Regions from separate parts of the Homo sapiens genome. Here region 2 is linked to region 1. The links are chromatin loops, found by intact Hi-C in ENCODE. Cell type or tissue: PC-3. All regions are shown on one strand. Each heading gives the region's core, and the rest is flanking DNA. Links, peaks and the distances in the headings are about the cores only.

Region 1 (15,880 bases), core at 2,599-10,598:
TAGAAGTATACATTTTTATTCCCTGCTTTTTTATACAGAATTTGAGATGTTTTGTACACTGTCCTTATGTGCCTTATTTTTTTAACTTAGCAATATATTTTGGAGATTTTCTTATGTAAGTACATAGAGGTCTTCCTCATTGAAAATTTGGTTCATCGCTGTATAATATTCCATTCTATGCTTATTACAAAGTTTATTTAGTGAGTTCCCTACTGGCAAACACTTGGCTTATTTTCATTTTGCCATTTCAAACAAGACTGCAATAAACAATCTTGTACATATTACATGTCACATGGGTGCAGAGTTAATCTGTAAAATAAACTCTCCAATGCAGCCTGCTGGGTTGAGAAGTCTAAGTGTTTGTAATTTAAAAAAAAATATATATATATATATTTTAAGGTGGAGTCTTGTTTTTTCACCCAGGTTGGAGTGCAGTGGTGTGATCTTGGCTCACTGCAACCTCTGCCTCCTGGGTTCATGCAGTTCTCCTGCCTCAGCCTCCTGAATAGCTGGGATTATAGGCATGCACCACCACACCTGGCTAATTTTTGTATTTTTAATAGAGACAGGGTTTCATCATGTTGTCCAGGCTGGTCTCAAACTCCTGGGCTCAAGTGATCTGCCCACCTTGGCTTCCCAACGTGCTGGGATTACAGGCGTGAGCCACCATGCCGAGCCATGCGTTTGTAATTTTGGTAGCTGTTTCCAAATTGCCTTCTGTAGGAGTTGTGCTTCATACACTCCCATCAGCAGTGCATGAGAGCGAGGCTATGCTCTCTCACTGTGTGTGTGTGTGTGTGTGTTTGTGTATGTGAGAGAGAGAGACAGAGAGAAGAGAGAGAGGAGGGGGTGGTTTAAATTTCCTTGCAAATTGTGATAGTATTTATTTTATTATTTGTAGTTGATAGTATTTAAATAAGAGGGAGGACAGGACAGAGGGAAATGGGAGAGGACCTTCTGGATGACCAGAATGTGAACAAGAAGCAACAGTGACTCTAGATAATGATAATAACCCCAATAGCTCATACTTACATAGCACTTACTAAGTACTTGGCACTAACTGCTATACTAACTGCTTTAACTTTTTCACTTATGAGATTAGACAGGGCTCATTTTCGTTGGATTTTCTTCTGATTCTTAAAAACAGGTATTGAGTATTTACCACATGCCAGATACTGCTAGGTGTTGGTTGATGTAATTTTGTTGACAGAAGTCCTGCCAAATGTCAACAAAAAGGGAATTTTGGAGGGAAGCTCTTACTCACCCCAACCAAGATTCTGTAGAAAATAACAACAGATTTGTAATTATACTCTTGTTTCTGGTCCTGTATCATGTTTCCTGAAGGATGTTTGCCTTAGAAGCTGCAATACAAGGCAAGGTGTGTGGTTGTCTCACCTGGTGATGCTGAAGCAGGGCAAGTCACGGTGGCTGCTTTACCACACACGTGTGCTGATGGTGTGCTTTGTTTCACATTTCTTGGTTTAATAATTATAGTTTGGGGTTGGAGGAGGTGGGAAGGGGGAGGGAGAACTTGATTAGGTGTGTGTGTGCTGTAACACTAAGCTAAGAAATAAATCCAGTTCAGCTACATATCAGATTTAGTCAATAGCTGGCAGTTATAATTAGTACATGCAATGTACTCTTGCAGAGGAATATTGAGAAGGCAAAAAATTCTGAATGCACATAATAAAAAATATCTTCGGCCAGGTGCGGTGGCTCATGCCTGTACTTTGGCTCATGCCCAGCACTTTGGGAGGCAGAAGTGGGCAGATCACGAGGTCAGGAGATTGAGACCATCCGGCTAATACGGTGAAACCCCGTGTCTACTAAAAATACAAAAAAATTGCTGGGCGTGGTGGCAGGCGCCTGTAGTTCCAGCTACTTGGGAGGCTGAGGCAGGAGAATGGCGTGAACCCGGGAGGCAGAGCTTGCAGTGAGCCGAGATCGCACCACTGCACTCCAGCCTGGGCGACAGAGCGAGATTCCGTCTTAAAAAAAAAAAAAAAATATCTATATCTATATCTATATCTATATCTATATCTATATATATCTATATCTATATATATATATCTATATATCTATATATATATCTATATATCTATATATCTATATATCTATATATATATATATCTCCTAGACCTTCAGGAAAATATACTGATGTTGAATGGCAAAAGTATCAGAGGCCAGAATTAATTAACTTTGAGAGCCAGTTCCTCCCATTCTTTCTGTAATCTTCAACGTTGCTCCAGAACCTGTTGTCCTTCCCTTCTGTCTCTGGCTTCTAAAGTTCATCCGTAGGTTTGAGGTAGGAGCTCACCTTCCCAGTCTCCTTTGCAGCTGCAATGCAGATATGTGACCTGGGCTCTACCACTCAGATATGCTGGTAGGAGCATAGGAACCTACTGTCTTGCTTCCTAATGCCAACCTGTCTTACGGGGCCAGGAGATGATTACTCTTTGTTCAGCTGATCGCTTTTCCTTACATTCCACACCATGGGGCCAGAATACCAAGTTACCCTTTTTTTTTTAGGATGAATTTGAGTAATGAAGGGGATTGTAGGGTGGGACAACTGTCGTTAGAGTCTTAGACACTGGAAGATAATTTTGGGGAGTTGTAGAAGCTAGGAAAAACACTCGCAGTAGAAGATCTGTCTTTTGTAGGTATCAATGCCATTTGGAAATAGAAAAATAGGGGACTTTAGTAAGGAAAATAATTTAAGGTAACTGAAGATTGTTTCCAAGTCAGAAGCAAGAATTGGGCTCTGACTCTAGAAATCTGGGATAATGCTGTTTTTGTCAAGGTGCATTCAGATAAATGTAAAATCATGGCAATTATTTCAAACAGTGGGGAATTTAATAGAGGGATTTGGATATAGGTATTATATATGGGAATAACTTGTCTGAGCTTAGAATCAGCTGCTCTCTTTAGACAGGACATGTCCTTTCCTGTGTGCCACAGGCCCTACCTGGCCCATTGACTTAGTAGTAGACTGGGCTGGTCTCTGAGTGTGGGATCATTATTATAGAAGAGTTTGTACTTGGAGAATCAAGACATGTTTCTTTGATTAATGTGTTTCACTTTTTTTTTTTTTTTAAATAGGTGAACTAGATTTTTGGTAACCATTGATGAGTGGCTCCCCTAATTTTTAGACCTATATTTGATACTCCTTAAGAACAAATCCAAGGTCCTCTCTGGTTCTCAGGCTATATTCTTCCCTAAGAAATCCCATTCACACAGTTATGTCAATTACGCAAGGACTCTTCATGACTTCAGCCCAGTCCTGGATTCTAAGTTCCAGATCCGTTAATATGCAACTGCCTCATGGATGCCCCAAAGGCAACTTATTTAACACATTTGAGACTGAACTTGCGATGTCCCTACAAAATCTGGTTTTCTTTCAACATTCTCTCAGGGATGGACACCACTGTCTATCCAGAGGCTCAAATGACAAACCCAGGAGTCGTCTACGACCCCATTGCATTTCCCCATATCCAATCTATTGCCAAATTCCCTCTATTTTTACCTCCTAGATATCTTCTGGATCTGTCCTTTTTTTCCTGTATCTCCACCCCTAATTCCCTTGTCTAAACTACCATCAACTCTTTCTTGAATTACTAAAACTGCCTCTGACCTAGTCTGTCTGCTCCTGTTTGATCCCCATAGACTGTAAGATCCTGGGGGTACTGGCCATGTCTGCCACTGTGCTAAGTATTGTGGGAAATATTTGCTGAGTGCACACAGCAAGCACTCAGAAAATGTTTCCCACAATACTTAGCACAGTGTTTTGCACATAGTAGGTGCTTAATAAATACTAGATATTTGTAAATACTAAATATTAATTGAGTAAATTAAGTTTCAAAATGGACTGATAATCAGTTTTCAAACCATCTAAAAGTACTAAAAAAGGTCTGTAACCCTCTATTTTTCATGGGCTATAAGGGAATACTTTTCAGGGTTTTTAGATGCAAGTGACAGAAGCTGAGTCTGGCTAATTTTGCAGAGAAAGTGTTTGTTAAAAAGAGTTTGTAAAATCATTTTAAGAGCTGGAGAACCAGGTAAGAGGTTAAACTTCCAGAAACATGCCTACGACTGTGCTGTCAAACTGGTTTGATGGGGAAGCTTCTGCTGCCACCATCACGACATTGACACTATAATTTGCTGTGTTCAACTTCTGCACCAGAAATCAGACTTGTTGCTTTCACCAGAGCATCTGATTAGTAGATTCCAGGTCACATGTCTGCCTTGCCCCTGCAAAGGAAACTAGGAAAGTGAGCTCCTCCCCAAACATAAGAAGCATACCTGAAAGTTGTCAGGCAGCCACCAACATGAGCAATGTCCTCCACAAATGGACATTCATAAAGTCTTCATGTGCTCCTAGCTCATAATTATGCCTCTGGGTACTGGCATGTGCACAGTAAATGGAGTTATGGAGATAAATGATAAGATAAATGAGTACTCTAAACTCTCCCTACCTTTGCAGCTGATTTTGCATTTCACCATTAGATGCTTTGGTTTAACCATCTAGAAAATTAATGTAATACCATCTTCCAAATGCTAAGAATCAGCAGTAATAGTAATGTATTTTGAGGTCCTTGGATAAAAAGCAGTCTAAAGATTCACTGTATCATTATTTAAAATAGATGATTTCTAATGAAAATGCTAAGTTCAAAGGGCTTGATGGCTTCTCAGGATGCAAAATGGGCAATGCCTGGTATATTAGCTTAATAAACCAGTCCCAGGGATGCTTGGCTGACTTTCCTTCCCACTCCTCTGTGGGCATTAGAAGGCAGAAATATGCAGGCTTGGTAATAGCTGTAATCAGTCACAACAAGTGAGCTTATTATATTGGCTGCTTGCACAGTCGGAGCCTTCCAAAGCTAATCACAGCCCTTTTGCAAAGTTCATTGGGTTGGACTTTCTAATACATCCTTATCCCAGCTATGTTGAGAGACAGAGAAACTGAAGATGAGGCCCCTGATAGCACCAATTACCCATGTGTTATACAGCGTGAGAGAATCACATGTGAAAAACACCAATCTCTTTCCTTTTAGTCGTGGGATCTGCAATATTTCCAGCAGGGTAGTATCAGCAATTGATTTCCTGTTACAGCTCTCCTTTTTTTTCTAGTTCTTTTTTCCCTTAAGTGCAGTAGACTTAGCTCTCTTCTTCCCTACTGCTGTCAGTCAGTTCTTTGTCACTGCCTTTTCTGCCAAAAAGGGCTAGCCCCAGCCTTTTAATCGCTCTTAGTCTCTTGCAAGCTGCTACTTCTTTCATGCATTGCTCTCCACCATGGAAACACCTTCATGGATCCTCATCCTCTCATTAGCCCTCCTTCTTTTGTCTCCCATTGATTTGTCAAGTCTCAGAACTCCTGCACACATAGTGAACTTCCAAGGATTTGCAAGATAAGGTCACGATGTGTCTATGTGTCTCTTCTGTTTCTGGTCTGCCGCAAACCTTTGTCACTTTCTCTTTTCCCTTTCCTCTCATCAGCTGGCACAGATGCTTCTGCCCTTCCTGTAATAGACCATGGTTCTGCAAACAAATGGACTCCCATAACATGGGCTCCCATAAGGTGCTTTACATGGAGTGTGGCAGGTTCTCTTTGTCGTTCAATAAAATGGGCCTGTGGAGAAACAAATGCATCAGGCCCCTGCATCATGTTGCACCGGTTGTGCCAAACTCAGCCTAGGGATAATTTAGACAATACACCTAAGCTAATTTGACGGCAAGCTTATTTGGAGGAAAAACGAAAAGCATTAGGAGTTCTTTTTTGGAGCAGTCATTAGATGCAGATTCTCAAAAAGGTTTTTCAGAGCTGAGTCTGGCCCCTGATCAGCCAGCGATTGACTATGACAAGAGAGGGAAAGGCACAAACATCTCCTCAGATGGCATATAAATTATAGTGGGGTGGCCATAGACTGAGAGGATGTTGGAGGGAGATTGAGTATTTTTTAAAATATCTTTTGTCAGCCCGATTTATTTTTGTCTTTCTTCATAAGACGTGAGAGTTTTGCATCAGCGCATCTAAATGAAATAATTTGCTAAAGGTCAAATGCAATTCCCTCCAGCCAGCTTTCATTTACCTTCTAATTAATAACTAAATGCTCACACATACATTAGCCCGAGTCTCATGCATAAAATAATAACTACCATTTATTGAACACCTATTACATCCCAGGCATTTTGCATGTATTACTCAAATTCTTACAACCCCACAAGGTAAGAATACCTCTTTAATAGAGGAGGAAAATGATGCTTAGAGAGGCTAAGTAATTTGCCCTTGGTCATGTAAATTACTGTCTAAAGCCAAATGCTCCATGCTTTTTCATGCCATGCTGTAAGGCAGCTGCTTCCTGCAAGGGTTGGATGCCTTGTGCCATCTATTGTTGCTGATGAATGGAGAAATGAGAGGTTGGTATAGCAGTATCTTACTTCCCAAGTCAAACACCTCTCCATGGGAGGAAGCTGTGTCACCCAGAGCTCCTATTCCTTGATGGTTGTCATGATATGTATTTGGGAGGGGGCAAAATGCTGTCTGGTACAGACTTCCTTTTCATTCAATTCCATTTCCTTCCCACATCCTCCCACATGAGGGAGAGGTTGCAATGGAATCAGAAGAACATACATAGAATGAGTAAGGCAGGTTTGGACATGCCTTACCTGGAGAGATGTGCAAGTGGGGCAAAACAGATTTGCAGCCAAATGGTGACTTCTTAAATCAAGCATAACAAATTGGCTTGAGGTTAATTATCAGCCCATTACTTCCAGCGAGAAGCAGGAAGAATAGAAAAGTAGGTAAAATGTGTTTCTGTGGCTTTCCAACCTTCCTCCTGTGTCCTGTTTCTATGTGTCCTAGACTCTGAAACTTTATAATAAATTAGTCATTATACAAATCCACTGCTTATTTTTCTCCCACATTACTTTTAGTATGAATTTGTGAACATCATTCAAACCTATTTTAATTTTCTTAATATTTTAAATTTGAATAAGCCAGGTAAGCTTTGAAACATTTATAGAGTGTTATTTGACAACATCACAGTTAAATGACAAAATCACTACACTGATTTCTCGGTTCTCCTTTCCATTATGCCTGTAATTTGGTAAATTTCCAGTAGGTGGCGCTTCGTTGCTACAGCTGCAGAGATCCGGGACAGTACCTGGAACATATTTAACGAGAGTAACTTCTCAAAAGTGAGGTGTGAATCACTTGCATTAAATTATCCAGGCCCTATTACCTTTACTTTGTTAAAACACAGATTCCTGAACCCCAACCCCATACCCAATGAATTTGACTATCTGGGATTAGGAATCTCCATTTTTAAAAGACTTCCTTGGTAATTCTGATGCAGATAAAGTTTTGAGAATCACTTGTTTTGAGAAAAACAGAAATGCAAATTAAAGATAACTATAGGGTGGCTCACTCCTGTAATCCCAGCACTTTCGGAGGCCGAGGTGGGCGGATCACCTGAGGTCAGGAATTCCAGACCAGCCTGGCCAACATGGTGAAACCCCGTCTCTACTAAAAATACAAAAATTAGCCAGGCATGGGTTGGCAGGTGCCTGTAATCCCAGCTACTTGGGAGGCTGGGGCAGGAGAATCGTTTGAACCTGGGAGGTGGAGGTTGTAGTGAGCCGAGATTGTGCCATTGCACTCCAGGCTGGGTGACAAGAGCGAGACTTAGTCCCCCCCCCCAAAAAAATCTAAATATAAAATAGTAAGAACAGTATAGAAAGTAATACTCAACGTAGAACAACATACAAAGAAATACTCTACCAAAAAATCTGTCTTCAGGTTAAGTTCTTTATCCCAGTAGACTTTGATTATTATCAATCATTGTTTAAAAGTAACTCTACTTTTCCTTTAAGTAAAGGTCCAGATTTTCAATTCCTGTTAATGTTGAAAATCCCCAATCCCTTGGTCTCTTCTTATAAGCTACTGGCAGACTTTCTCATCCTGCAGCTTTTTTTGGAAATCTTTAATACTTTGACCTTCTTGTAATGTCTTATCACCTGGCCAAGTTTCAGCTAATCTCTTTCCTAAGAAAGTATGACTTTATCAATTCCATAAAAGTCTCCAAATCACCTTTTTGCTTCCTGTATTTCATTGCTTTGAAAGAGGAAAGAGAAAAAAAATAAAAGATCGAATGGCAATTTGCATAAAATTAAGATTTTCTTCAATATGGAAAATGTCCTTTTGGCAACCAACCCACACTTTCCCTCTACAACTGGTTTCTCCAGATGTGGCAGAGGAAGTATTTTTGCTTAGATGGATGATTATTCTTCAACTAAATTAGCAACTACACAAATCCCAGCTGCTTTTATTTTCTTCTACACTACTTTGGGTATTGAATTTGCAAAAATCAGTCAAACTTCTTTTCTTTTTCTTAATATTTTAAATTTCAACAAGCCAAACAAGCTTTAAAGTATTTATTGAGTAGTTACTTGACAACATCACACAAACACATTTAAGCACTTCAAGGGCAATATATTAAGCTGATCTGCAAAATATTCCCTTTTATTGCATTCAAGTCATTTTGTTTTCACTTTCCAAGTCTTGATGAGGAAATCTGATATTGGTTTGGTTTCATCTTTGGCTCCTGCCTCCTGGGAATAGGATTTCTAGCAATTATCACAAAGTGTCATTAGAATAAAAAACATTTGAATATTTTATTGGTGAGCTGCAGGGAGAGGTTGAATTGTCATAATGAGATATTACTTGCATAACATGGCTATTAAGGATTAAGGGTGTTTATCAATTGACTGATGAATCATTCATTCATTCATTTGCCATTTCAACAAACATATATTAAAGACCCATCTTGTGCCTTGTAGTGTTTTTTGGTTCTGAGACAGAAAGATCTGAAATTGGCTTTCTCATCAAAGTAGACACCACAATTTGGTAGAAGATAAATGCAGGACAAGATAGATAGTACAGATATGTGTACAGTACTCTTGTATAGATACTTGTTCTTGGTGTCTTAGACAACTTAGAAGGGGGAAAGTTCCCAGGGAATGTTGGGGTTTAATTCCACCTTCATACAATTTCTACGGCCAATTTGAGCCAAGGCCTGGAGTCTTTTCCTCAGCCCAGGAATGTGAACATCTGCCTCTGATCTTGATCTTCTGTGACTCTAGATTATTTTCTTGACTTATCTGTACTCTTGGAAGTAATTCCTCCCTCACTCTTCTTAACTGCCTCAGCCTCTTGCATCACTTGGAGATCTTGTGGGTAAGTCCCTAGGAAATTGTTTCCAAGAGCTGTCAAGTTGCCATCATCTTAGAAATGTTGTTTCCAAAGAATAGAGAATTCAGGGCCATACTGAACACTAATGCAGGCCTCAAGCAATGGTGAGCCTAGCATTCATCTGACTTGATGGCACAAAAGAATTCATAGCCATATTTACCAAAATAAAAATCTGCAGCCCTTACTTCTAAATTATCCCCATTGTGTTCTGGAGGGTAGAAGATTTTGTTGAGTGGAACGGCTAAGATGATGTACTACATTTTAGCCAATGATCTTTACTATATGGATCATTTACTTGAAAAGCGAGGCTTCTCTTCTTTGTGATTAACGGTTGAGAGTATGGTCTTTGGCGCTAGAATGTCTGTGTTCAAATCTGGCTCCTTCCTTTACTTACAGGGCAGTGTTTGGCAAGTTACTTCTCCTTTTTGGACTTCTCCTGATCTATAGAATGCAAAAAGCAGTAGAATCTGCCTTGCAGGAATCGTGAGGATTAAATGAATAATTCATTTAATACATTGTAGGTACTCAATACATGCAAACTATTATTGATTTGATTATTTGTGGTTCAGGAGTGATATGGTTTGGCTCTGTGTCCCCACCCAAATCTCATGTTGAATTGTGATCCCAAGTGTTTGAGGTGGGGCCTGGTGGGAGGTGATTGGATCATGGGGGTGGCTTCTAATGGCTTAGTACCATCCCCTGAATGCTTTCTTGTAATAGAGTCCTCACGAGATCTGGTTGTTTTAAAATGTGTGGCACCTCCTACTTCTCTCTGTCTTCCTCCTGCTCCCACCACGTAAGACATACTGGTTTTCCCTTCGCCTTCCCCCATGATTGTAAGTTTCCTAAGGCCTCCCCATCCATTGCCTCCTATACAGCCTGCGCAACTGTGAGTCAATTAATCTCTCTCTCTTTTTTTTTTTTTTTAATAAATTACCCAGTCTCGGGTAGTTCTTTATAGCGGTGTGAGAACACACTAATACAAGGTGCCTCCCATTTCTCTGAGTGGCACCATTGTGGAGACACACAAGTGGGTCTTGTCAAACTGGAAGCACCTTGTTATTTCTGATTATTACTGTTACTGTGGATGCATTCATCTAACCCACTCTTTTAATGAGATTTAGAGTCTCTCTGCTCAGAAGAGTAGCACTTATTAACCTATAGGGCAGCTGTGAAAATAAGCAGTAGCCCATATGCCCGAGGCCTACTGAAGTTCACAGGGGTGAGAGGAACCTGATAGAGATCACAGAGTGAGAAAACATTTTCTGTTTTATTTGGCTTCATAGAAATCTATGTCCAGTGGCAAGCAAGTGACTGGGTGAGAAAGAGGATAGCTGTTGCTTCAGTTATTATAATCAGATGCTTCTGTTCTCATAGCTTCTTCCCATGCACAGGACCTCCACATAGCAACATGTAATCACTGATAAATGTGAATGGGATTCCACGTGTTGCTTAGGGTCTGCATGGGGTTTTGTGGAGCCCTGAGGACTTTTTTAAATTATTTAAATTTTTGAATAGGTAATTCATTTACATGATTCAAATATTGACAAATATAAATAGGTATACAGTGGAAATTCTCCTCCCTCTTTTGTCCTCCTTCCTCGTAGTTCTCAGCCCCCCTGCCCATAGGAAAACCGTACTTATTTCTTACTTAACATTTTAGGTTTACTGCAATGGAAACATACCGGCAGGACTGACTGCGTGGGAGTGTGGAAGATACACAGGGCTCTGAGTGCAGGAGGGTGGTGCAGTTGATTTCATGCTTTGCTGTCACTGGCTTGAAATTCTTAATAATTTTGAACCCTATAATTTCATTTCACACTGGACTCTGCAAATTACAAATTACATATCCTGCATATTAGGCATGGTTCTTCACCTTGATTTTTTGTTTAACTGTATGTCTTAAAGATCTTTTCATATTTATACATAAAGAACTTTCTCCTTTTCTTTGTAGCTGTCCAGTAGTTTATCCTTGAGAATTTAAAAACCATATACATGGTCACCCAATAGGAACTCCTTTAGGGATGTGTGTCCCAATTTTCCAGCTCTGATGCTTCCAAACTTGGGAGAGAGAAAAAAAAATGGAGGGAAGTACCAGGAAATCTTTCCTCTGGCTGAATCCCTCATTCCCCGCTGCCTAGTTTTGGAAGCCTTTGGAAGCAATGCTCATTTCTTTACCAGCTAACTGCTGACCATGTCCCTACTGTCCATTGCTCTTTTCCACCATCCCCACCCTATTCCACCTGTCAGCCACCCCATTATTAAAATGCTTGGCAAGCAATCACCTGAGCTCCATTAGTCACAGCAGGCTACTTCTGTCTTTGCTTCAATCTGGAGGAAAATACTTTGGGCTGAATGAAACCATGGCCTCCAGAGACCCACCTTAAAAACTCCTCTTCCATTCCTTCTTTATTAGTACTCACCATCATTTATGGATAAATATATGGTCAGGGCTCAACCATGTGGCTGCTTTTGAGAAGGTAGCCAAGGCTGTCTCTGCTAAGGGATCTCACACTGTTAGAAGGCACCAAGTGGTGTTCTGAAACCTGTAACTCATTTTGAAGTAGCCAACAGCTCTGGCTCCATTGCAGATCTAGTGTCATACGGGACTGCTCACTCATTCAAGATAGTCCCGAGTTTAGAAAGTGCACTGCGCCATAGCTGTTCTGAGCAGTGTTCTTTTGAAAAGGACAGACCATAAAGTTCACATTCACTGAGAGGCTAGTGCTGTGGCCCTTGCACATGAGCACATGCCCTGCCCCTCCCTGCTGATTGTGGCTTGGGTTTGAGGACATGGATGCAGGATATTTGTGCCAAACTATGTTGTAAGCATCAGCAGTGATGGCAGCCCTCCTGCTGAGCTGAGTGAGATGCTGGCAGCCGAGGGCAGGCAGCCGTCACCAGACCTGGCATGTCCAACAGCTGGATCATGCCCCCAGTGTCGAGCATTCATGTGGCACAGACACAAGCATGCAAACAGTGGAGCAGAGTGAATGGAGAGAAGATTCACAGCCTCGCTATGTTCTCACTTCTGTTCCTTACCAGGCAAGGCAAGAGTAACCACAAATCACCCAATGGCTGCTCCCTGTTTCAATCAAGCCATGCCCTCGGCACCTGAAAGGAAGATTAACTAGATGCTAAAAATGCACTTTTGGAGTCCATTTCCACTGCCAGGAAAAGCTTCCAGGTATCTGCTACCCCTCAGGGAGAAAACAGGCTACAATTCCAATTAAACACCATATTGAGTACTTTGGTCTCAGTATACTCCACTTGTTTAGTTTATTTGAATATTTGATAAGAGAAGTGCTGGGGTGGCAAGAAAATTAATTAAAATAAGAAAGAACAATCTTAAGAGAGAAAGGGGACAAAAAAAACTAAGAAGCTACAGACAGCTTCTCCCCACACCTGCCAGCAATGAATTAATCACTAATCCATTCATTATTTCCAACTTAGGAATCTCTGTTCCCTGGACAAAAAAACAGGGTTATTGTTTTTAAATGTCTAATTAAAACACATTGAAAGACAGTCTCTAAAATGTGCTCGGCCAGTTCTAATCACATGCGTAATATGGTTGGGAATTGCTGAAGTGCAGTCTTGCGGCTTTCTGGAATGGGAGGGATCTTTTCTCATCGAAATGCTGAGTCTTTGAGCCCTGTTTTCCTCATGGTTCACCACGTGCTGCATCTCATTCAGGTACCAGTGGGTAAGGACAAGGAGAGAATATCAGCAATGGTCTCCTCTGCATCCATGTGGTGGGAGGGCGGCAGGAGGGAGGGTTTCTACTGCAGCTGTCCTGGGCTGCTGATTGGAGTCTATATATTTATAATAGCCTTATTGAGACATAATTCACATACTTTAAAGTTCACCCTGGATTATATTTTAATTCTGTGCAATGAATTTAGGAAAATCCTGTGGGCATTTTCCTTGGGCTGAGAATGGACAGATGGAGATCTCCAAATCAGGCCTGCCTGTCCATCCATCCAGGTGAGGCCAAGCGCCTTGTCCATCCTGGAACTGTCCAGCCCACACAGCTGCTTCTCCCTCTGTTTTTCTATTACCTGCTCGCCCTCCTCTACTTCAGCAGCCAAGAATCTTTACCCAAAGTGATTAATGGCTGTGTTGTGTTGGGACAGCTCTGACACTGATTGAGTCCCTTATCTCTCTTCTGTGTCCTCCCTAAGACAGCTACCCTCTCAGGTATCAATCAGTGCTTTGGCTCTCTATTCCTGGGTGAGCCAGAGACTGTCAGCGATACATTCTGATTGTCATCTTCATCTGAGCTGCCACCTGCCCTGCACAGCTTAAAGGGTCTTTTTAAGGCACACAGGGGAGGGGAGGTGCCAACAGTGCTCCTAACCGCATCTGCCACGGCTGGGGACAATTCCATGTGTTTTGGACAAATTTGGGGAATACAGTTTCTAAAAGGCAGAACTGGGGACATTTACGTGTATCAGCTGCTGAACCTCCAAACCTGTTTGGGAAGTGGAAGGGGGTGGCAGCAGCCTCACCTGGCAGTCCCCCCAGGGAGACCCCACTACCCCCGTAAAAATCAATATCGTGGGCCAGGCATGGTGGCTCACGCCTGTAATCTCAGCTACTCGGGAGGCTGAGGCAGGAGAATGGCTTGAACCCGGGAGGCGGAGGTTGCAGAGAGCCGCGATTGCACCACTGCACTCCAGTCTGGGTGGCAGAGGAAGACTCCGTCTCAAAAACACAAAACAAAACAAAAACGACACAATCAACATCATGTTCTCTAGCAGAGGCTCAGTCACAAAGAGGACTTTGAGAAGTGAAGAAGGTGAGCGAAGGACACACAATAAAGCGGGCCAGAAAGACACCAGGTGAACACAGGAGTGGAGTGGGGTGAGGTGCAGTCCCTGAAAACACCGCAGGAGATAAAAACACCGGGGCTGGGGAGAACGAAATAGAACATTTGTCTAAGCCTGGCTTTTGAATTGGCCCCAAATGCAGTGACATTTTCCTTTTTGGCTGCTTTGAAAAAGGAGGAGAGGAGAAAATGTAGACTGTGACATTAAAGATAGATGGGCTTGGACAAATTGAACCGTTTTGAAGGTTTCCCTGATGCCCAGAAGGCTGAGGGTGAGTCTCCACGGTGAGCTTTTGGGAGAGGCGAGCTCTCTTCTTCTTAAGCCCAGAGAAAGCTGCATAATGAAACGGCGGCTTTCAGCCCAGGCCGGCTACAGGGAGGTTTAATATTTAACATCGCATTGGCTGGTGAGTGCGCTGGGGTTGGCTCATCCACTTCAGGCTGACATTTGCTACAGGAACTCACCGGGCCTCTCAGTGGCGAGAGGTGGGGCACAGGAGTGAGGCCAAGACACTGAGTGTTTTGGGCTCCTTAGGAAGGCACCTGTCCAGAGCCCCCCTTCCCAGGCAGAGCCATCCATCTTGGGCCTGGCCGTGCATTTGACTTTAAAAGTAGGTCCCTTTGGCCGGTGCCTCTGCATGTGAATGGCATCTTGAAGGAGCAGAAATCCCATTAAGGAAGAACTGTTGACCCTTCTGTCTCACGCAGTTGCCTCTCTGCTGACCCTCCATTTGTGGCCCGTGAATCCTTAATGTGGGAAGTGGTAATTGGAGAAGGGAGATTAGAGGGAAGAACGAGACATAGACTGCATGTGACACTGGAGAGCAAGGACCTAAAGGCCATTTGATTTATCAACCTCTACAAATGGGAGGTGCTCCGTCCCCATCACCCCCGAACTTGTTCCAGAGCAGCTCCAAGCCCAGCATGTCTTATTCTTCTTGGCTACTCCACAGTCTCTAGCACAGCTTCCATGCTGGCAACAACTAGGTTCCCCGTCAGTGTCTGTGTGAGAAAAGGTTAAAAACCCAAGGGAACTGGGTGCCAATAGGGATGAGGGCCAGGGATGAGGGTATAGGGAAACAACACGCTCTCTCCATAGGAAGCAAGTTACATGAACAGCTAACAGAAGAGTCACCCTGTGTTCGTGCCACATCTAGGTGCCCAAAGATGACGGTCCTAACCGGTGCAGGCTGGCAGAAGGGATTTCATGCAGTGCGCAGGTCAAATCTGCTTCGCTTGGCTTTGGCTGCCACTGCGTCCCCCTTTTTGATTAGTGCAGCAGAATTAACCTCCCCCGCCTGTGGGCTCTGTTCCCACCATGCAACACAAATTGAAATAGTGGGGTGGCAGGCGGTGGCAGTGGGGGCTGTGTTGGGGAGGGGACCACAGGGACCTTCCATCTTGTTAATGTAACACTTCCTTATGTGATGGGAGCTGAGAGCAGCCTGTAATGAATTTCTCCTGTGGTAATCATTCACCAGTGCATTGTGACCCGTGTGTTTTTGCTGTGCTACACATTTCCAGACTTTTGCAGTGACTTGTCAGCACCTAGTAAAAATGAATTGGACGCGACCCATCACTTCGTGCTATGCCCTCCCAGCTGTCTTTCATTCTGTTGAGAGAAGGAGTAGGTGGGACCACCTGGAACACCACTGCAGACTCTGGGGCTGTGGCAGGATGCTGAGCCCATCTCACAGGCAGGTTGATGCAGGCACACCAAGTTTGTGGCACTTGTTATGCAGAGTCATGTTCTTTGGTCCAAATGGCTCCAAAGTGGCCTTTGCCTTTTGCACCTGTTGTTTCGT
Region 2 (15,880 bases), core at 5,022-13,021, 110 kb after region 1:
GGCAAACAAATCAACTATAATTAAAATGCTGTCAAAGTGATTTGAGATTTTTCTCACACTTTCAAAGTTCCATATTTCATGAGTAGATTATCCAGGCCAGAGAATTTATCACCTCCTGGAGTGCCTTTCTTCCAGGAGGCTCAAAGACATCTACAAACACTGTCTTATTAATCCTTACATTAAAACCTGTGAGGAAATTAGGAGGAAAAAAAACAGCACTGTCACATACAACTTCCCAACAAAGAAGCTGCACGATGTCTAAAAAGGCTGCAAGGCAGATCTGCACAATGCTGAGGTCTCTGGTCGGTTCAGGCCTGAAGCCAGGCCACCTGCTCCTTAGGCTCAGTACAGTCACCTAGCCTTTATGGAGAAGTCAGCTCACTGTCAGGTCAGACTTTTTAAAGTAAATTTCATTTCCTTGAATTTCTGCCTTGCATCTGTACCACCCATTTACTAAAAAGCTGGTATATCTGCAAACTGTTCACATTTTATTGAGCATTTACTATGGGCCAGGCCATTGATTCAGATATTATTTCATTTAATCCTCATTTCATCCAAACCAGGCCCTGTTACAATTACCATCCATTTGCAGATGCAGACATCGAGGCTCAGAGCAGTTAAGTGACCTGCCCAAGGTTACATGAGGAGGAAAGGTCAGAGACAGGCATTGAACCCAAGTAGTCAAACTCCAGGGCACAGAGACCTTCCCTTCCTCCCTTTGTCTCCTTGTGGGAGGAAGATCTGAGGGCAATGAAAATACCGGATTGCCATAGCACAATAGCATTAGCAGGTACCAGGTGTAAAGAATCCTTAGGGCCTCAGTTAGGTTTCCACAAAATGGGTGTAAGATATGTAAGAGACTTAACAGAATCTTGCTCTTTTGAGTTGTTCTGTTTAAACAAGGCTGAAGGACTTACCAAAATTAATAGACAAATCACCAACAGGAAAAGTGAGCGGATTTGGAATCCATGATTTCAAGACTCACCCAGCAGAAATCTAGCTTGTAAGAGTTCAGATGGGATAACATATTAATTTTTGTAAGTGGAGTATTTTTATAAGCACATATATATCCATATGTGAACATATGGCCCATGGAGTGAGAAAGCAGCATCCCATATATTTATAAGCTCTTAAGTTATCATCTAGAGCACATATTCTTAAATGCGGGGATTTCTCCTAGGGCCTACACACAAGTGTAAGTGGGTTGGGGAAGCTCTATCTTTGTTTGCCGAAATTTTGTGTTTGTGAGTAGGCACATTTTTCTAGGGAAAAGGTCTGTGACAAAAGAAACGTTAAATTACTGTTAACGGAAACATACCTAAGAGGGTGTTGTGTAACCTGGGAAGTGTAGCATGTGGGCTTTGTGGACAGACCCAGTTACTTTCTGGCACTTGCTCATGGTGTGATTACAGACAAGGTATTTAACCTCTCTGAGTTTCAGTTTCATCATCTACAAAATGGACATAATAACAGTCTCCACCTTTGCGGGTGGTGGCAGGATTGCGAAGGTACATGCAGGCCCAGCACAGTGCCAGATGCCTTAAGGAAGCACCTGAGAGCCCCTGGCTATTTTTATTATTACCAGCATAAAACAAAACAGGATGGTGGATGTGGAGAAGAGAAGAGTTACACACACATGACACCTTGGGAGCCAGACAGGAGAAGATGAAACGAAAAGCACAGTTAGAGGCAGTCTCAATACCCTGCTTCTTGGGGCTGGGTTTCTAAAAAATCATCCCCCTGCACAAATCCATCAACAGTGTTTCAGACACTTGAGTTTTCGAGATTTTATTTCAAACTTGTGTTTCTGAGCCCAGGCTATGTTCAAAACCACCCGTCCTCCATCTGCTGTCTTAGATAGCAAGGTGCTCAAGCTCCCAAGAGGCTGGTGAGTTAATGCATATCAATGGGTCAGCACAGTGTATGGCACACAGTACATGCTCCATGAATAGCCATTTGTTGTTACTGCTGCTGTTATTCTTGTTTGCTATTTAACGCCAAGGGCTCAAACAGTTACCAAACTCTGTATTTGTTTGGGTATCTGCATCAGTACCAAGCGCCTTTTTAATAGTGGCTGTTTGCAGTTGTATTTTCTTCCTTCATTTCTTCCCACCACAAATCGCTGATATTTTGAGCTTCTTATCCACAATCCCCTCACAACCAGGGTCACCATGGCTCTTCAGAAAGGAGGAAGTCTGACCACCCACCAAAGGAAGTACACGGAGAGAATAACCCAAAACAAACTGAAGGAATTATTCCAAAAAACCTTGAAGGCAAGAAAATGGAAACGACAAATAACATCTATTTATAATTGCTGGCTCTTTTTCCGCAAAGGCCCTGCGATGATGGTGAGGGCCCCGCCAATCTCATTGTTCCTCATGGAGCAGGCTGCCAAGAATGCCTCCTGACGTGAGGAAGGAGGCCACTCCAGACAACGCATCTGATAAGTCTCTCTGAAGGTGAACTTTCAGAGAATTAAGGGCACGCAACAAAGCCTCCCCAACTTCTGCACTGGTCCTTTGGGTGAATACCATTTCCCTCGCTGACCTGGCTGGCCAGCAAGGCGCATTCCTGAGGCCGTGTGGTCACGGGTCTGCTCTGCTTCTGGACCAGCACACACACTGGAGGCCACTTGGATGAAACATGTTTGCTTATGTAAGGAATGGTTTTCTAGGCAACCGGTGCCAATGTGAAGTTTAAGGCTTTGGGGGCAGGCTGCTTTCAGCATGAGTGTTGGGTCTTTCGTTGGTCTGCTCTGTGTCTATAAAATCCTCACCCTCTGCAGTCAACTTAAAGGGCCCCTTGGTAGCATTCTGGAATGATACCAGAGTGCAAAGGAAGAGTAGTCCACAATTTCTTTCCATTTCTGTTTTTCTCAGCGGCAGCAGCAGCACTAGCAGGTGTAAAGGTGAATCCCAGCAGGGCCAGGACTTACTAAATTTTCCTACGCTGGCCTGGATCAATCATGCTTGTGTGCCTCAGTTGGCCTCATTTGACAAAAGGGAACAGGAATCATGCCTTTGTGCCCGGTGGGGCTGCCTGCATGGGTGGTCACTGAAGGGCAATCAGAGCACAGCGTCTGGGGCCCCTGGTGTGCTGGCAGTGCCCCTTTACTCGGCAGGGTGAACAGTTCCCTCCGGAATAGGTGTTCACACTAATTCTGGCTCCCAGGGGATCCAATTGTGAGGGCAAATCATAACTTCCCCGTCTGTCCAAAAAACGGGAGCCTGCTGGGAACGGAAGTGTACTGGGCACCAGGGAATCCACCACAGCAACAGAAAAGTCCTTTTTGTTTTTCCAGGGATTTAGGCTCCATATCATTTTTCTATTCCTCTTTGCTGGCATCCAGCCTCCCTAACAAAACTTGGAAGATGCAAAACTCATCTGAAAAACGTGCCATGCAGAAATCCAAGTAGGGGACAGTTTGGGAGTAGGTGGCAGGTGTGATGGGCCTCCCTTTTAGAGTTCATTTACTTGGAGCTTCAGATTACAGAGCTTGGAGCTTCTCCTGGCTCCAGGGGCAAACTTGTCACTACTGTGCAAAAAACACCATGGTGTGGAAATGATGGGCCTGCACTAATGTCCAAGCAGGAAAGGGCTGCTGCCACGCCAGGGCGGAGATTCTGAATCTAGCACTCAGGGGCCAGTCAGCTGGAACCGCTTCCGTTTGTGACTATGCTTTCGACAGCTGCATTCTGAAGCATCATGCTGCACAGGCAGCCCGGGCCATGTGAGGCATGTTAAAGCATTCACCTTCTCTCCCCATCCCAGAAATGCCCTTTCCATTCTGAGAGAACAGGTTGGGGTTTGTTGGGGGTGGAAGAAGCAAGCATTTAGGAATGTTGGGTGCTCCTGGCTAGAGCCTCATAAGACCATGAAGAAAGATGTTTAGAAAGGACATGAGCTTCTACAAGAAAGGGAACCAGATTACAGGAAGTCTCTAAGCAGGATGGGAGCTGTGTGAGTCAGACCTTGAAGGATCTTTATTCATCTCACAGCCAGAAGCAGGCTGTTTGTTTTGCGCACAGAGCTTCTGGCTGGTTGGCCACAATATTGTAGCGACCAGTGGAGGCCCTGGCAGTGTGGGAGGAGGCATCAGTGCCGGGGATGAGCTTCAAGAGCCACGTGTGTATAAAGGCCCAGGCAGTGAAGAGTACAGCAGAAAAGGCCCCCAAGAAGATAACTCAGTACCCCACCATTTAACCCAGCAGCCTGCCCTGAGGCTTGGACTAAATCTTGTATCTGCTTGGACCTCAGTTTCCCAGCAGATGACCCCCCAAAATAATAGTTTCTTACCCTCCTACCACTCTCAAAAGATGACACATAGATAAATCGCTTTGAACTTTTAGATGAAAGGTGCTGTATAAACCTGAGGTCTCATCAACTGTAATTGTTACAGTAATTATTTTAATGATAATAATGATGATAATGGGAGAGGGGGGTCGGGTGGGGACGAAACCTCCTACTTTGAGACAAAGAAAATCTCTTCCATTAAAACCTGCATCACGAATCCTTCTGCTCCAAGCTCTCAACCATCTCTTTCAAACTGCCAGTTCCTGGGCTGAAATATTATTTATTCCTTTCCTTTCCAATAAAACAATTATTTGTTCCACCATTTCCCCCCTCGTTCACTCTCCGGTGTGTCTGGCTTCGTCCTGACAGCTCGGCCACGGACTGTTTACATGTCTCGCTCACCCTCCAAGACTCTGGTTCAGCTCCATTGACACTAAAGGCAGGCGAATTCTCTCGGTGTGAGGAATCAATTACTTCCGCTGACACTCTATTACTGGCCCTCACATCTTTGGACTCCAGATGGAGAGTGAAGGTGGTGGTGAGGATGGCAGGGAATTTGAAGAGGATGGTGAGCGGGGCTGTGGGGGGATTGGGGGAGTAGGAGGTAGGTGACAGGGAGGCAGAGAGAGACGATGGACTGAGAGGCCTCTGGCTTGTATTTAAAGACACAGAAAGAGATCTCTCTCCTTGACTGCCCCGCTGGCATCCGGAGGTGACTGCATGGCAGGAAGAGGCAAAGAAAAGGAATAAAAAGAGAAAAGGAAAAGAAAAGGCTTGTCAAGGATATCTAAAGAAATCAGAGAGGCCCCAAATACCTAAGCACTGGGACAGCAGATGACAGCTCCAAGCAGATTGACACAGGTATACAAAGGCAGCTTTGGGCTGCCTGGCTTCAAACCCAGCCCCACGATTACTATCTGTGTGATCTCTCAGGGCCTCAGTATCTACATCTGTTAAATGGGATAATAGTAGTACCAGTACCAGCTGTGGCGGTTAAACATAGAAAACTTAGGGTAGGACCTGATGTCTGGCAAGAGTTCAATAAATGTTTGCTATTGTTGTCTAATTTTGAGAGTTCCTCCACGTGACCCACAAACATACAGTTGAGTCCCCAGTGGGAAAAAGTAGAAAAATATTAGAGACTGCCAAGATGCTTGGCTACAAAGCTCGAAAAGAGGCATAAAAAAAGTCATGCTTTTCTGCTGCCCTCCCAAACCTAAGCCCAACTCACATTTCTTTCTCCTTTTCCTTTTCCTTCTTCTTTTTAGAAAATTTTATTTTGACCCAGCTAACATTTTTCAGGGATTCTCCTTCTAGGAAAAAAATTTTGATTATGTAAATTAAATACAACCATCTACTCTGCAATCAACTGAGATGAGTTGTGAGGCACGATGTCCCATAATGAAGGACGATTACAGAAGCTCTTTTCTGGAAGGAAAGACAAGGGCAGCTGATATCTTTTTTTTTTTTTTCTGGAATTATTTATCCAGGCAGAAGTATAAGAATGGAATTAAATTATCTTTTGAGTTTCTCTTAATCCAAAGGCTTAAATCCCTTGCCAGTAAAAAGGACAAAACAAAAAGAATATAAATTTTTTTCTATAGGACTCATGACTCCAGGAAAATACACAAATCCCTTTTTAGAAAAATCTGATGTTTTCACTTGGTATATTTCCATCTCTTCTTTATCCCCTCCACACCTGGAGCTCCCACTGAATTTCTTAAGACAGACTCTCAGCCGGTGTAATTAGATGGGAGAATTACATGGAGTTACATGGGGTGAGATGCTGGCCCTCTGGGATCTCTGGGTTCGGAGAAGGTGCCAGGGTGGAGAGGCAGAACAAGTGGGATTGTGCATGATAACATCTCAAGTGATTTTCTCAGTCAGAAGATAAAGCATATTGTTAAGAAGGGCATCTACAGCGAAGCTTGCATTGAGACAGTTACAATTGCAACACTCATTTTTAAAAACAAACTGCCCAAAGTAATTCCAGCTGCGTTTTAACCTTGGTAAGAGGAGAACAGTCTGTGAGTTGTTTTTCCCCCTGATCCATGGGTGAGGTGGAGTTGCTGGGTGGACCCTGTGGTCAAGGTTGGTAAGTGTGGGGCCAGCAGCCAGCTGCTCCCATTCGTCCACCACGTACCTGGAGGTGGATCTGTTTCTGTCATTAGGAGGATTGTTGCAATACAGAAAATTATTACTGCTCACTGGCTCCTTAGGGGAATCAGAATATTTCTGTGGTTGGGCAGGCAGTAAATAATAACGTCAGTAATAGTGTCGTGAGTGATCAAGCCAACGGCCTCTCCTCAACAAGCACAAGGCACCCTCTTGAACCACACAGAATTCTCACTATGCTTTGTTGGCTTTTCAGACTTCAACGGAGACCAGCTGAAGCCACACCTCCAACTGGGCAATCTGGCCTCCCGCCCTCTATTCATAGGAAAGAGACTTGGATTCAGAAAGTCTTGTGTAGCAGGAAATTGACAAGAGGAGCTTAATCTGAAGTGTTACCTGGACTTTCCCAGGCCAAACCCCACTTTCAGGCATTCCACTGGCGGCGGGGTGGGGGAGGTCGCTGGACATAGGGTATGAGGCTGCAGAGACCCTACAATGGACAGGGAAGGTGGGGACAGCAGAGAGTCCCCATCATCTTAGTCTTTCCTGCTTCCTGACCACCCTGTCTCCTAAGGAGATGGTGGAAGTTGTCTGGCCAGGAAATACAATTAAATAGTATTGCTCAGGCACCTCTTCACCGGGAAAAGGGTTTGTGTCAGCAAGTCACAAGGACAGCCCCTTTTAGTCTACCCTTACAATGCTCACTGGTTAAGAAATTGGGTTCAGGCATGTTCAATTATTTTGGTTCCTGAAGGCATCAAACCCTCCCTCCTTCTTGTCTTTGGGCATGCTGCTGTCTGCCTATGACACCAGCCAAACACACTCCCTGCTGCCTGGCCAAATTCTTTAGAATTCGTATAGGCGTCACCTCCTCCAGGGAGCCTTCCTTGATCTTCCCAGCTTAGGCTGGACCTGGATGCTGTGGGCCCACGTAACAGGTCCATATCATGTCCCCTGCCAAATGCATGATGCCGGGGAGGCAGACAGCACAAGAGTAAAGCAGAGATTGAAAACTAGGGTATCTGGCTTCAAAACCCTTCTCTGCCACTTATGGGAGTAGAACCTTGGGCCAGTTGCTTAACTTCTTTGAGCCCAAGTTTCTTCATCTGTAAAATGGAAAGAGTAACAGTGACTTTAGGGAAAAGAATATGATTTATTCATCACTGTATTCCCAATAATACCAACGTGCTTAGCACATAGTAGGTGTTTAATAGCTATTTCCTGATGAATGAATGAATGGTCTATTACCATTTTGTTGGTGAGAGACTCATGTCCCAAATCAGTTAGTGACATTCTTGGCCTGTGTCCTACCCCCTAAGATTATGTCATATTCCCAGAGGGACAAATAGGGAACACAGATCTGTCTGCCTTCCAACACAGATTCAGCTCATGCTGACCTATTGCCTGGCATTTCCAATGTAAAAAATATCACGAAATCACCTGCACACACCTGCCTAGCACCCTCCTAGACTAGGCGCCATGGGAGTTTAGATATGAAGTACATGCTTTGTGCCCTTGTAGAATTTACTTGCTGAGAACTCAAGATGACCACATATGAACAAAAAGCAAGGGACTCAGGCAACATCAAGTGCTCTGGGAGTTCAGAGGAAAGGGTGATAAAAGGGAACTGCAGGAAGCAAGGAAACTCAGGGGAGGAAGATGGGAGCTTGCAGCTGGACACTGTGGAGGGAGGGAAAGGAGGGCTGGAGCCCTGGGAACTCAGGGGGCTCATGCAGATGCAAGACTATGCTTGGTTGTTTGCAGGGAATCGAGGGTGTTTACTGAGCACAGGGAAACACTGCTGGCTGAATGGGGAGGGGCCAGATGACTAAGGTCTGGTCTGATCTCTCTGTTTACTATGATCAGGTTATCAACTGGGAAACTGCTACCTTTCTAAGATATCATCTCTTACTTTGGGAGAAACAGACATATCTTCTAAGATATAGAGGGCCCCTCTGGCTGTAAATAAACACAAGAGCACCTTGTTTATCTAGGACACTTAGAGGCAAATATCCAAAACCTTAAATATGCAGAATATAACGGTGTGGGGGAGTTCAGAAAAAAAGATTGTGAGCAGCTACACTGATGTTGAGAACTCCATCCTCTGTTGCTCTTACGCTTTGTCACTTGGGGATCACTCCCCAGTCCTAACTCTGCTGCAAGCTTGGCTGGCTGAAGCCAACTGGAAATGCTGGCCTTGGGATTGCACTGGCTTGAGCAAAGCTTAGGTCCCAGAACTCAAACTTCCCAAGAGACAGCAAGGGCTCCTGAAGCAAAATTGATAACCCCATAAAAAAGCAAAAACAAGTCAGAATGGGAAGGCTACAGGAGACAGGCATACTCGTAACAGGATGTGTGAAAGCAGGAGGATTGATAGAAAATAGTCCCAAACTGTCCCCTGACAAAGTCCAATGATGCTAACACAGTTGCTAACTTATTGGGCATCTACATAAAAAGGCAGAGCAATCTTGCAAGATATTTATTATTATGACAGCTTTGCAGATGAGGAAACTGAGGCCTGGGAAGTTTAAAAGGTCAATAAAAATTCAAATCTTAATCTGCCTGTTCCAATTATGGCAATACTGGCTGCTGTCACAAAAGTGAAGCTTAGAATTAAAAGCCTGAATCATTGAGAAAAAGTTGACTCCTCTCAATGTAGGTTTTAAAAAGACAGGGAAGTGCAGCACATGATTTAGAATGTTCTTTATCAGAAATCCTTTAAAAAAGAACTCTTGGAACTCTTTAAAGTTCTCTTTTAAGAACTTTAAAGGTGGATATTTCAGTATCTGGACACTTCACCTAAATGGAATGTCATTCTTCAATGATACGTGGTATATGAGATATTGCTGGGCTGAACATAGCACATACAATCATTTATGTAGACTTCCTTGAGGATTTTAGCCTAAGAAATGTTCTTTCATTTCTTGCTAGTGGGTTTTGCTCTTTCTGAGACCCATCAAGGTACCCATCTAGAAATTACCAATTCTTTTTTTTTTTTTTTTGAGACAGAGTCTCACTCTTTCACCCAGGCCGGAGTGCAGTGGCACAATCTCAGCTCACTGCAGCCTCTGCCTCCCAGGTTCAAGTGATTCTCCTGCCTCAGCCTCCAGAGTAGCTGAGATTACAGGCACGCACCACCAAGCTTGGCTAATTTTTTTTGTATTTTTAGTAGAGACGGGGTTTCACCATGTTGACCAGGCTGGTCTCGAACTCCTGACCTCAGGTGACCTGCCTGCCTCGGCCTCCCAAAGGGCTGGAATTACAGGTAGAAATTACCAGTGCTTAAAAGGACCCAGCCTCCTGGTTTTGGTTTTATTTGGTTGAGCCTCTGGGATGGGGTGGGTGCTGGGGCTGTTTGAGAACTCCTGAACAAGCTGTGTATTACATGCAGGTGGGTGTTTTAAAAATACATACATTTTAAATTTTAGAAATGGAAAAAACCACTCAACTTTGTGTATGGGTTTCTAAAACCATAACATTCAGTCTGTTGGCTGATGACTCAAGCGAAAGGCCTCTGTCTGCCGGAGCAGCAACATCCTAGCATCCTCCACTCCACAGGGAATAAAGTGGCTTCTCTCTGTTTGCCCAGACGGCCCGTAGTCTCGCCCTTTTGTCCTTTGGCTGCAGGAGTCCAGCAGTACCACAGTGGCCTCTGGTTTCTGCCCACAGCTTCTATACAGGCCCCCAAACAGCCTGTGGGTGCCCAGGATTTGCATTTCTGCAAGTGGCTGGAGGGAGGAGTCAAGGGAAGTTCACCAGAGATGGTGGCCTTGGATTGCACTGAGTCAGGCAAAGCTGCGGCTTGTGAGTGAAATTTTCCAAGCAGACAGCAAGCTTCAATGGAACAAAGTTAATAAGCAACGGTTAGGGGAAAAGGTCTATCTGGGGTTTACTCAGCAACCGTCTCAACCTTTGGGATGTAGAGTTCAAGGTATACAGGGAGCCAAGGGCCCAGGGGCCACAGCCCAGGATAAATTCTTTCATATCAGGGCCCTGTTTCCAGGCTTTGGGGCAATCTTTGCAGTTAACCCTGCACGTAGGAAGAACCCGGGCAAACACGAGGTTGGGTGTGCTGACCACTGCTCTGTCTCCACAGCTGAGTTGGCTGCTTCTCCTGACTTTCTTGCTCAGTTCCCCTTTTTGCTGGGGCATTGCTGCTGTGCTCTGTGATCGGAAGACCAGCCCAGGCAGTTTTCTTTTGGGAAGTATCCACCTTATGGGCCTGCAGAGCCAAATCCAATTTGAAGCATGCACCCAAAATAAAAGGAGAAAGCAGGCTAATTTCCTTGGAGAGTGAGTGCTTTCCAAACCCAGGAGCTCCCTTGGAACGAAAATGCAGTATGGAAGAGAGAGGGAGAGCCGGAACAAGACAGAACTTCCAGGACTTCAATTAGATTAATTGTTCCTTTCACAAGAAAGTAAAACAAGGCAGTGGGGAGGGGAAGCCCATTTATGGCAAATGCAAATGGCCAGGGGAAATGTCAAAAATACCTTGAAGAGTGAGAGGCTGAGAAAACCAGATGAGTCTTTCTAAATACAAAAATTAATGAGAGAGAGAAAGAGAGAGAAATGGGGAGTGGGGGAGAAATGGGGGGAGGAACAGAGAATTAATGACAAGGTTAAGTGGATGAGGCTTAATCCCAACAGAGCCTCTCTGACAGTTTGGCACTGGGAGAAACAGACCCCAGAAAGATTTTTTTCTGACCTCCTTCACTTTTTAGGTTCAAACCAGACACATGAGGTCATGGAATGGGGAGAAAAACAGGAAGTGATTTAGCGAGGATGATAAGCCAGAAGATAACCCTGTAAATTGCTGGCTTCCCCTACTCCACCTCCAGCAAGGGGCAATGCCTTCTTCTTCCCCTTGTCAGAGTCTCTGGCAACCTTCAGTTCTCCCCATCTCTGGGACTGAGTCCTGTCCATGGAAGGGGTACCCTGCAACCCAAAGCAGGGCCTTTCTGGCCTTTCGTCCTTCCCAACATGTTTTAAGCCATGCTTACTAGCTCCTAAGTTTTTCCTTCCAAAAGCCATGCTTTCTCCCTCTGCCACTATGAATACAACATAGGATGACCTCTTGGCAATTTCCTTGGGAGATTTGCTGTCATAAGCATAACAGAATTTGGCCCTTAGTAGAGAAAGGTGCTTAGTCAAATTTCTCTGAGCTTAGACCCAGGCTCTCTCTGTACATTATGCTTCCATTTGTGCCAACCTTCTGCAGTCCAGCCAGAGGAATCAGAGCCCAAAACACCTTATAAAGAAGCTCTTCTAACAGAAATCTTTGATAAAGTTCACTGTCAGGGAATCAGAAGCCTTGGGATGCTGAGCAAATGTATCCAGGGTACTCATGTAACTTAGACAAAGAGGAACTGATGAGTTTCCCTATGTCATCCGTTGAGTCAAGAGTGGATCTGGGATTAGAAACTTCATCTTATGACTCTTCGTCACATGAGGCATTCATCCGGGAAACCCTTTGGTTTTCAACAAAGGCTACCTCTTGTTAGGAGAAAACCATTATGTAGGTGCAAATTAGCCCTAGGGGGATAATAATGACATCAATTCACTGAGCCTCACAGTCTAGCACTAGTTAAAGAGGGGCCTTGTTTCCTCCATGAGGAAGTGCTGGCCCAGACCTGGCCTGTAGGAGTTTTGCCTTCTCCTTGGTACCTGTCCTGCCAGCTGGCCCCCTTATTAATTTTTCAGTATTTGCAATTCCTTGCTTAATAGCAAGGAATGCTTAGACAATTTATGAATCACATGGGAGCACTGAATACTTATCAGAGTAACAGCATTCCGTAGGCGCTCATTTGGGGCAGAATATGACTGTTGGCACATTCTTTTCTGCACAAAAACTCTCACTTTATTTCCAATGAGAAAAGACTTTAAGATGGAGCTCAGTAGACAGCTTAAAGCACATCTGCATTCTAGACATGCTGCCTGCTTCCCAACCTTAACTTTTAGGGACCTCGGTAGTAACATGGCATTTCTAAAGTACTCCCAAGTGTCTAAATGTCCACTTGGGAGTTCCTAAGCCACACATTTCCAGGGTGGCAGAACCAATGTTGTAAGACCAGCTGAGTCACCTTGGGTGACTGACCTAACCTCTCTGTGCTTCGGTTTTCTCTCTTTTGCAAAATGGAGATCATAATGGCACTAACTTCCCAGGGCCCACTGTGCAAAGTAAATGGATTAATATTTGTAATGCAATTAGAAGAGTGTTTGTTAAATAAATCCATGACACTGACTTTGAGACTCTACTTGTGTAGCACAGCTATCAAGAACCAATGTGAATCTTAGAACTACTTAGATTTTTTTTTTTTTTACCCTTTTTTTTTTCTATAAGAAAACCAGTTACCGCTATATAAGGTAACAGGCTGATCCTGCGTGGCTGGATGCGAGGGAAGTCTCCACTTGGGGATACAGCTACTATCTTATTAAGGAAGTGGGTGGGGTTTATACATGTAGCAGCTGTGGAAATGGGGAGATCTCCAAGTGCAAGGTAACCCAAAGTCAAGAGTAGAGTTTTGTAGTCCAGCCCCTGCCACCACATGGAAATTCTCCTCCACTACCGGCCTTTGGAGGTAGGTTAATATTCTCTACTTTTCACTCAAGAAGGCTCTTTCCACCATACTGTGGGATCAGCCACACCTTTATTTCCCTGGAAAGGGAATGCCCCTTGAGGTTTTCCTCTGGGGCCAGGATCCACCACTGGTTAGCAGCAGGTCTTGGGGTGAGGGGTGATAGAAGTGACAAGAGCAGGGGTGGGGGCAGGGCGTGTGCATCTCATGGATGGGATACACAGTGGGACAGGACGGTGCTTACTTGCAGTCGTGCTTCTCGATTTCAAAGTGAGGGTTGAAGTTGAGGACAATCTTCTGGTTGGGTTCGGGGGCGTAAACAATCCACTCGCAGTTCTGGTGGGAGGGGTAGTCCTGGGGGTAACCGGGAGAGGTGATATAGCCAGCATCTTTGGAATTCAAACGACCTCCGCACGGTGGGTCTGAAAGAGAAATCAACGACCCAAAGAACTTCAAATATGTTACAACTTTCTTCCCCCCACACTCCCTCCTTCTCTTCTGTACCAGTGTCTGATTAAAACTATTTTACAGACCTTTTATGGCAGTCCAGAAGACTAACCTACTTACTCATTCGGTGGAAGAGATTATTCCGGCTCATCCCTCCCCCTACCCACCCAACTACACACACACACACACACACACACACACACACAGATGAAAGTATTCCAGAACATGGCCATAAATATTCTCAATTACATGGTCTGTGATTAAAAAAACAAGAGGACTGCAAACTCAACATGCCTCCCTGCCTTTCCTGCCTCCCCTCCTTGGCCCATCTTCCTCTCCTCATTCAACCTCCTATCTCTATCTTTATCTCATAAATCCTTCATTTTATTCGGTGTCTCCCAGCCCAGCCCAGGCAGCCAGCAGTCAGGGCTCTGGGAACTGACAATGGTGGTTTTGTGGTGCCGACCCACAAGCGAGCCTGGTAACAATTACATGTGGTGCAGAGGAAGCACTTTCAGCTTTGGGCCAGAACAGGCCCTGGAGGGTGATTGCAGCCTTTTTAAATTTTTTTTTAAGAAAAAAAATGCAAACCCCCCAAACATTTAATTCCATATATACCACAAATTTGATTTATTATTTCATTATACACCGAATGGAAAAATCTGTATTAGAGAATCTACTGGCTCTAGCCTTGGAATTTCGACAAAGGTGCTTTGTGTTGAATGAACATCTGTTTCTTCTGCGCTGTCTGCCCACTGTCCCTCCTGCCTGGTCACCACCACCAGAGTGTGCTGCTGCTTTGTCCAGCCATAACTGGCCGTTTGCAGGAAGGGCTGGCTCCCTGTACCTGCAGTGCCTGGCTGGAGGCAGACAGCTTCATGTGGCCTGGGAGGGAAGGGAGCCACCTTCAAAGGCTCCAAAGGTGGGTGATGACATTTGAGGAATCTCATCTATTCGGGAGTAAAGTTCTGCAATCCCCAGCAGGGATTCTTGGGAAATAGGGAGTTTTGCTTAAATACCACAGTAGAACAGAAGCTGGGAAGGCACATGAGACATGGAAATATTCAGAAGCCTCTCGGAGACCTTCCTGAGATGTGTGTGTCTCTTAGCATCAATCACGATTTAATATCGCCATCTGCATGGAGCAGCATGGGCCCGTGAATTATGTATTACGACTCAGCAGCCGCCCTCCAGGATGGGTCTTTCTCCTGTGTTCACTCTTTGAGGGAACAGGTCATGCATTTTTTAACTCTACAGGTGCACTTTACTATTCCCCATGTCTGTTGGCATTACTATCTCCCAGACCTCTGCTTTAGACTACCGGCCTGACAGGCTTTAAATGCATAAAAGATGGGCACGCTGCACACGGGTGGTTGGGACACAAATCCACACAAGTAGCCTTTTCGGCATCAAGCCTCCACGAGCTCAAACTGTGCCGTATTGAACTGCCCAGAATGGAATGAATTCAGGTCCATTTCCTACTGGGTGGAAAACAAAAGCAGCCGTTTCCTCAGGCTGGTACACAGCACATCATCTTCTTACCTAATGACCCTGCACCCACCCCAGCCCATGAAGACAATGAGCTCATCCCTCCCACCCAGACCACATGAGGCCAGCCATGAGGCCCAGCTCCTCTGCAGCCAATACCCATAGGCTTTCCAGGTGCCCACACCACTCACCCATGCTGGGAACCTAATGTCATCTAGCCAGCCAAATTGAGGCCCGTTGGTCCTGGCTTATGCACATGAAATAGGGTGGAGTGGTCCTCTGAGAAGGCAGAGGTGTGAGGACATAGATCACCAGCTGCTCTTACTCAACTAGCAGAAGGGGGAATTTTCTACCGGGTCCAGCTCCTCTGCCAGATATTTTGCAGAAAACTGCAGCCCTGCCACCAACTCACCCCAAACCACACTTTTTTGCCTTGGAATTCGTCAGAGGAAACCTGAGCTGAGCTCCTGTTTAGTAACTGTTATGGTTTCCACATACTCTCCACTCTCCCTACCCACACTCTCTCCCTCCTTTCCCCATCCCTTCCTCTACTTCTCTCCAATTACTCTTGAAAGGGGAACTTTTCTCCCTCAATTCCCCACACCCCAGGTTTAAACTTTTAGTAATTAGACCAGGCACACAGATCAGCAATAAAGACAGGAAACTTCTTCGCAGGAAGGTTTAATTTCTCATCTACAGCAGAAGTGATCATTTCTTCACCACCACCACACAAAAAAATTAAACTATATATATATCCCATAGCTGATAGTCTGTACTGTCTGCTGTTAAACCAAAAGAAAAAGGAGTCATCCATTGCTTTTTTTCTATCCTTTCTTTACCTGGAGAAAATCAGGGCAGTTATTGAAGTATCAGAGAACTCATTAGAACATCTGCTTCAGTTGTGTGTTGGTAACCTTTTCAATACTTACAAATTTATAAATTCACATTCTTGTTTGGCTTGC

Evidence for each region. A loop is a pair of places that touch in the nucleus more often than their neighbours do. Peaks named below come from ENCODE experiments on the same cell type or tissue, not always from the same donor. Only the 100,000 strongest peaks of a DNase experiment are listed, where the experiment ranks them.
Region 2: a loop joins it to region 1, with 3 times the contacts of the local background. A loop is called at or near these places in 2 of 110 quality-filtered maps.

What each region holds. Positions count from the first base shown.
Region 1 is chr2:205,804,951-205,820,830 of GRCh38, reverse strand. All of the region lies in intron 3 of LOC105373847 (a long non-coding RNA gene), which reads left to right. Among named protein-coding and RNA genes, the nearest start is that of NRP2, 130 kb to the right of the region's middle. In PC-3, for the core only: a CTCF peak has its summit at 7,118 (motif pointing right); a DNase peak (open chromatin) is centred at 7,130.
Region 2 is chr2:205,695,069-205,710,948 of GRCh38, reverse strand. NRP2 (neuropilin 2) reads right to left here. Exons shown (of 17, transcript NM_003872.3): 2 at 13,228-13,405. Among named protein-coding and RNA genes, the nearest start is that of NRP2, 21 kb to the right of the region's middle. RefSeq lists enhancers at 1,595-1,754, 2,046-2,822, 3,698-3,997, 4,208-4,347, 10,201-10,370 and 1 more. In PC-3, for the core only: no CTCF peak of the experiment used is centred there; a DNase peak (open chromatin) is centred at 9,238; H3K27ac peaks cover 1,505 bases.